Regions from separate parts of the Homo sapiens genome. Here region 1 is linked to region 2. A link is an interaction called in ENCODE POLR2A ChIA-PET data of the cell type or tissue named here. Cell type or tissue: A673. All regions are shown on one strand. Each heading gives the region's core, and the rest is flanking DNA. Links, peaks and the distances in the headings are about the cores only. Region 1 overlaps ADIPOQ (adiponectin, C1Q and collagen domain containing). Region 2 overlaps ST6GAL1 (ST6 beta-galactoside alpha-2,6-sialyltransferase 1).

Evidence for each region. ChIA-PET counts read pairs that join two places held together with the same protein. Peaks named below come from ENCODE experiments on the same cell type or tissue, not always from the same donor. Only the 100,000 strongest peaks of a DNase experiment are listed, where the experiment ranks them.
Region 1: POLR2A ChIA-PET joins it to region 2 with 13 read pairs; 5 of 35 experiments call an interaction of 5 or more read pairs at or near these places.

What each region holds. Positions count from the first base shown.
Region 1 is chr3:186,855,565-186,858,365 of GRCh38, reverse strand. ADIPOQ (adiponectin, C1Q and collagen domain containing) reads right to left here. Exons shown (of 3, transcript NM_004797.4): 3 at 1-2,801. It overlaps ADIPOQ-AS1 (ADIPOQ antisense RNA 1), which reads left to right. Exons shown (of 4, transcript NR_046662.2): 2 at 2,250-2,801. Among named protein-coding and RNA genes, the nearest start is that of ADIPOQ-AS1, 4.4 kb to the left of the region's middle. In A673, for the core only: no CTCF peak of the experiment used is centred there; no DNase peak of the experiment used is centred there.
Region 2 is chr3:186,957,923-186,960,723 of GRCh38, reverse strand. The region is part of intron 1 of ST6GAL1 (ST6 beta-galactoside alpha-2,6-sialyltransferase 1); the gene reads right to left. Among named protein-coding and RNA genes, the nearest start is that of ST6GAL1, 29 kb to the right of the region's middle. RefSeq lists an enhancer at 1,601-1,650. In A673, for the core only: no CTCF peak of the experiment used is centred there; no DNase peak of the experiment used is centred there; H3K27ac peaks cover 950 bases.

The DNA.
Region 1 (2,801 bases), core at 169-2,668, 100 kb after region 2:
CTGTAAGAAACACATTTTAAATACAATAATATAGATATATTTAAAGTAACATGATGGAAAAAGATATACCACAAAAACACTAATCAAAAGAAAGTTGACCAGGTGTGATGGCTCATGCCTGTAATCCCAGCACTTTGGGAGGCCGAGGCGGGTGGATCACAAAGTCAGGAGTTTGAAACCAACCTGACGAATGTGGTGAAACCCCGTCTCTACGAAAAATACAAAAATTAGCTGGGCGCAGTGGCATGAGCCTGTAGTTCCAGCTACTTGGGAGGCTGAGGCAGGAGAATTGCTCATGGTAGAGGTAGCAGTGAGCCAAGATCACACCACTGAACTCCAGCCAGGGCCACAGAACGAGAGTCTGTCAAAAAAAGAGAGAGAGAGAGAGAGAGAAAGAAAAGGAGGAAGGAAGGAAGGAAAGAGAGAGAGAGAGAAAGAAAGGAAGGAAGAAAGAAAGGAAGGAAGAAAGAAAAGGAAGTTGAGTGCGTATGTTATTTTTAGACAAAGTAGACTTCAGAACACAGAAAATTATCACAGATAAAGAAGGACATTACATAATGATAAGAGAGTAAATGCACCAATAAGACATAATACTAAACATGTATATATCTAATAATAGAGCGCTAAAATATATGAAGCAAAAGCTGACAGAACTAAAGAGAATTGGACAAATCCACAATTGTACTTCAAAGCATCACAGGACCATTAATCCTGAAATCTTGACCTCAGTTTCTCTCAGGCCTCTTTTGGCCTCAGTTGACTCTCTCTGTGCCTCTGGTTCCACAAAGGAATAACCCTGCCCCAGAGAGTTTAGGGTAACTGTGAAAGCGTGTTCTGTAAGGAGCCCACCCCAACCAGATGTGAGACTGTGAGCATAGCCAGACTTTAGCTACTTGTTGAAATTTTAGAGAAAATCAATAGGAATTTTCCAGCTATGTCTCTCTGGGAAACTCATGAAAGCTCAAACACAGCATTAAGAGTTTGTTGTGGACAGGTATTATTTTGCATCTATCATCCACTCTCCTATTTCTGATAACAGTGTCCCAATTTTGCTTTAGGGAAAATACCTCTACATACCCCTAACTTAAGCTGCAATTAAGTCAATATGAATATTTCATCCTCCTGACTCAGTGATTGGTCAGAAACAGGCACACAACTCAGCCAGAGCAATGAGATGCAAGGTTACACTTGCTGGGGCATCTGGGAAAGAGAGCTTCCTCTCTCCTCTTTGGGCATCACCAGAAAACATGATGTCCATTTAGCCAGATGGTGTGGCTTGGGGATACGAGAGCTGGGCAGGCCACAGTCTTTTTGATATCGGGAGGGAAACCCTAGAACTATACTGTGTAGCACCTGAGGGTAAAGCCTACACTGCGGAAGGCAGAACAGAAGGACATACAGAAAAGGGTCTTGATTGTTTTGAGCTTTGGTTCAAACCTTATCTAAAGACAGAACAACTCTGGTAATTTCTATTATGCAAAGGAATAAATGTTTCCATTTTTCCTTTATTTTTCTTGCTTACAGTAGTTTGCATAATATTTTGGGTTTTCTGTTGTGAATGACATTCACAACACAGAGTTCTGACTAACACAAGGCTTACTCTCACCTCTTCATCCCTCTCTAAACCTCATATCTATCTTTCTCAAAAAATAACAACAAAAATGGAGGCGGGCAGATCACAAGGTCAGGAGTTCGAGACCAGCCTGGCCAATATGGTGAAACCCTGTCTTTACTAAAAATACAAAAATTAGCCTGGCATGGTGGTAGGCACCTGTGGTCCCAGCTACTCGGGAGGCTGAGGCAGAAGAATCGCTTGAACCTGGGAGGCAAAGGTTGCAGTAAGCCGAGATCATGCCACTGCACTCTAGCCTGGCAACAGAGGGAAACTCCATCTTAAAAACAACAACAACAACAAAAAGACAAAGCTTTATATGTGGAAAAAATAATACCTTAATGATTAGCAATACACATATAAGAGAGAATTGTTCAGAATTTAAAACTGTAAGCAAAAAGATAGTTTTTTAAATTTATATATTGATAGAGAATGCTATTTACTCTGTTTTTGCTAAAATCTTTGAAGAACATCACTGGAGTTATTGTCTCCTGAGAGAATGTTTACCACCATCAACTACCTCAACCTGTAATTCTTAAAGAACAATAATAAATTCAGGAGGCCCAGTCTTCCCTGACCCTGTTGGTACTCAAGGAGACAATGGCTTCAGAATTCCTCCATGGGTTTTGCATTTCAGGCTCAAGCTACCTTCTTGATGAAAAATTCTGGACGTGTTCTGAAAATCACAGTCATCCCTAACTTCAGTGGAAAAGATTCATATTGTCCAGCTGAACAAGGATTGATACTTAAAACCAGGGATTTCCTAAAATGAAAATGTTTCTGTGGATAAAACTGATTACATGCAGAGACTGGAATGGAGTTAATTCTGGGTAGATATGGGATTCAAGAGATTGGTCTTCATGAGGCATTTATCAAGGATCTGCAAGGGATTTAGAGGTGACGGAAGCACAGTCCTTCCTGGGCAGTTGCCTCTAGCCTGGTGGGAGGTGTTCCTCACACCCAGGACTCTCATCCATGGCAAAATAAAAAGTGAGATATCGACTGGGCATGGTGGCTCATGCCTGTAATCCCAGCACTTTGGGAGGTCGAGGCGGGTGGATCACCTAGGCCAGGAGTTCGAGACCAGCCTGGCCAACATGACGAAACCCCATTTCTACTAAAAATACAAAAATTAGCCATGTGTGGTGGAATGCACCTGAAGTCTCAGCTACTCGGGAGGCTGAGGCAC
Region 2 (2,801 bases), core at 210-2,709:
CTAGATTGCTAAAGTGTAGTTGGATGACTCTTCTATCTTAAATTCTAAAGTTTTTTTTTTCTATTAAGTAGATTATATAACTTCCTCCTATCACCATACTCAGCACTGCAGATTCAGCTGATCATAGGGTCCCCAAGCCTCCTATCTACTCACGTGCTTCCTGGCCATTTTAATATAGTTTCCACTTAATTCATAACGCTCTGTAATCTGTCACCACAAGTTCTGCTCTCTGACCTCCCTCCTATCCCACAAGGGTCACTGGGCCTAACACCCAGATTTGGTCTCTCTACTTTCCTCTCGAGGCCCAGCCAGCCAAGATTGTGCTCAACTCCTTCCTTCTCCTCAGGGCCTGTTCTCTGTTTTATCTCTTGGGGCAGCCCTTACTGCACTGTCCCCCAACTCTAGAGCCCCTGGCAGCAGCTCAGCCAATCCCCTTTCTCCTCTGCCCTTAGACCCAGAAGCATCTAGATGACACAGAAGATGATTCTAAGGAAGAGGGTGGCTAAATGAGAGGCTGCCTTGGGCGCAGTGACTCCTTCTTGCCTCCAGCAAGTGTTTCCTTCAAGTAAGTGTACCATGTGTGAGGCACCAACCACAGACCCAGAACCAGGATTTGGAGAGCTCACCAGGAACCAAGGAACCCAAAGAAGTTCATAAATTGAGCCAAGAATTTCATGGCCCAGCCCCTCAAAGCAGAACCATTGCTCGAGTGCTCTGTGTTGACTCAGAGGAGGGGTTCACCTGTCACAGCAGTAAGGCTGTGGCCCCAAGCCCCTGGCTTCAAGGAGCCATCCCCACTCAGCACCCAGGAGCCTCAGCGTGAGATAACCCTTTTAACCCTGGAGCCATTCTTCCACATTGTCTGAGATGTGAGCAATGGTTTTGATTATGTTTGAATATGGAAGTGAAATAAGCTAAGAGCTTTTATTGATCCTTGTGCATAAAACATTCCAGGATCTGGGTCTCCACAAATCTGCTGAACACAGCAGTCAAATCAGAAGACACTGCACCCAAAACACAGTAAGAACGTCTGCTAAGATAAGGAGACTTTCCGGATTATTTCTGTCCCCCTCTTCCTCTCCCAGGGCTCACATCCCTTCTTGATGGTTCATATGGGGAGCCCAGATCCAACATTACGGGGCTCCTGTCCTAGACCTAATAATATTCACCATAAATGTTCCTTTATTTTTAATTTCAATTTTTTTTTGTTAGCAACTACTGTGTGCCAGGTGCTTTATGTACTAAGTTATTCATTTATTCTTCACACAAGCCTATGAAGCGAGGAGTGTCTTCTCCATTTTCAGATGAGGTGACAAGAGCTTTGGTGACAGCACGGGCACAAAGCAGGTAAGTGACTAAGCCAGAGTTCCACACACAAAGCTGCCTCCCAGAGCTGCCTCCCAGGGGCTTTTCTTTATCTTCCCTTTAGTGCTAGGCCAAGAGATTCCAGCAAAGAGCTGAAACTAAGTATGAGTTGCACACTGAGTACATGGGTGAGCTCTGACAAAAAGAGAAAAGGTGTCTGCATTTAGAGAACCAGAAAAGGGAAGCTCTTCTGCCATTGCCATATGCAAAATTTCCAAAGGAGGGTACCTCTGCACATTTATTTGATTGTGTTGTTAATATGTTCTCTACAGCAAACAATCATTCAGCTTTGATTGGGTGCCTATTTTAGGTGCCAATCTGGATACAGGGGGAGACACTGAGCCCTTTTTAACTTATTTTATTTTATTTATTTATTTATTTATTTATTTAATTTTTTTTTTTTTTTGAGATGGAGTCTCGCTCTGTCACCCTGACTGGAGTGCAGTGGCACAATCTCTGCTCACCGCAACCTCCGCCTCCCACGTTCAAGCGATTCTCCTGCCTCAGCCTCCCGAGTAGCTGGGATTACAGGTGCATGCCACCACACCTGGCTAATTTTTGATATTTTTGGTAGAGACAGGGTTTCACCATGTTGGCCAGGCTGGTCTCGAACTCCTGACCTCAAGTGATCCACCAGCCTTGGCCTCCCAAATTAGTGGGATTACAGGCATGAGCCACAGCACCCGGCACATTGAGCCCTTTTTTAAATCAAAGCAACACACACCAATGATTTTTAAGGTCCAGTGGTACTGCAAGGCTGTAAGGAGAAACAGCAGGCCCTGCCCCACCCCTCCATATCCCTAATTCTGTCTTTCAACTCCTGTATCTATTTCCAGAGTCATCTCAGTGTATCTAAATAGCACGCTTATATGGCTCTGGATTTTTTTCAATATTAGATATTATTCACTAACTTCCTATTATAGAAAATAAGGATTTAGCTCCTTACCACCATTCTATATACCACCTCTCCTGTCCCACATTCTCCCAATAGTTATACCATTTTTTATTAAGTCAACACTAATAGCTATATTATTAAGTTACATTATTTTGTCAAGTAATTATTAAGTTACATTATTATAACCAGATAAATTATTATTCATAGCTGAGCCATGTGTGGTGTTACAATTAATTCCTTTCATGTATATTTCTTAGTTGCCATTTGTAGAGTCCATTATTACCTCATTTGTTTGTCTGCTTAACTTTCTATGTACTTGTCACGAATTCAGCCCTCAACATTCCAACAAAACTATAAAACTCATCACAGTACACTAAATATACCATTATGTACTAATCTTTTTTTTTTTTTTAATTCTTAAAAATCTCCCTTCTGGAACCTTCCATTCTCCTCCTTCAACCTGAAGTGGTTGCTTTCTGTGCTTAAAGGAAGATCCCATTTATTCTTAGTTTACTGTCTAGTTTTGGAGAAACAAATGCAT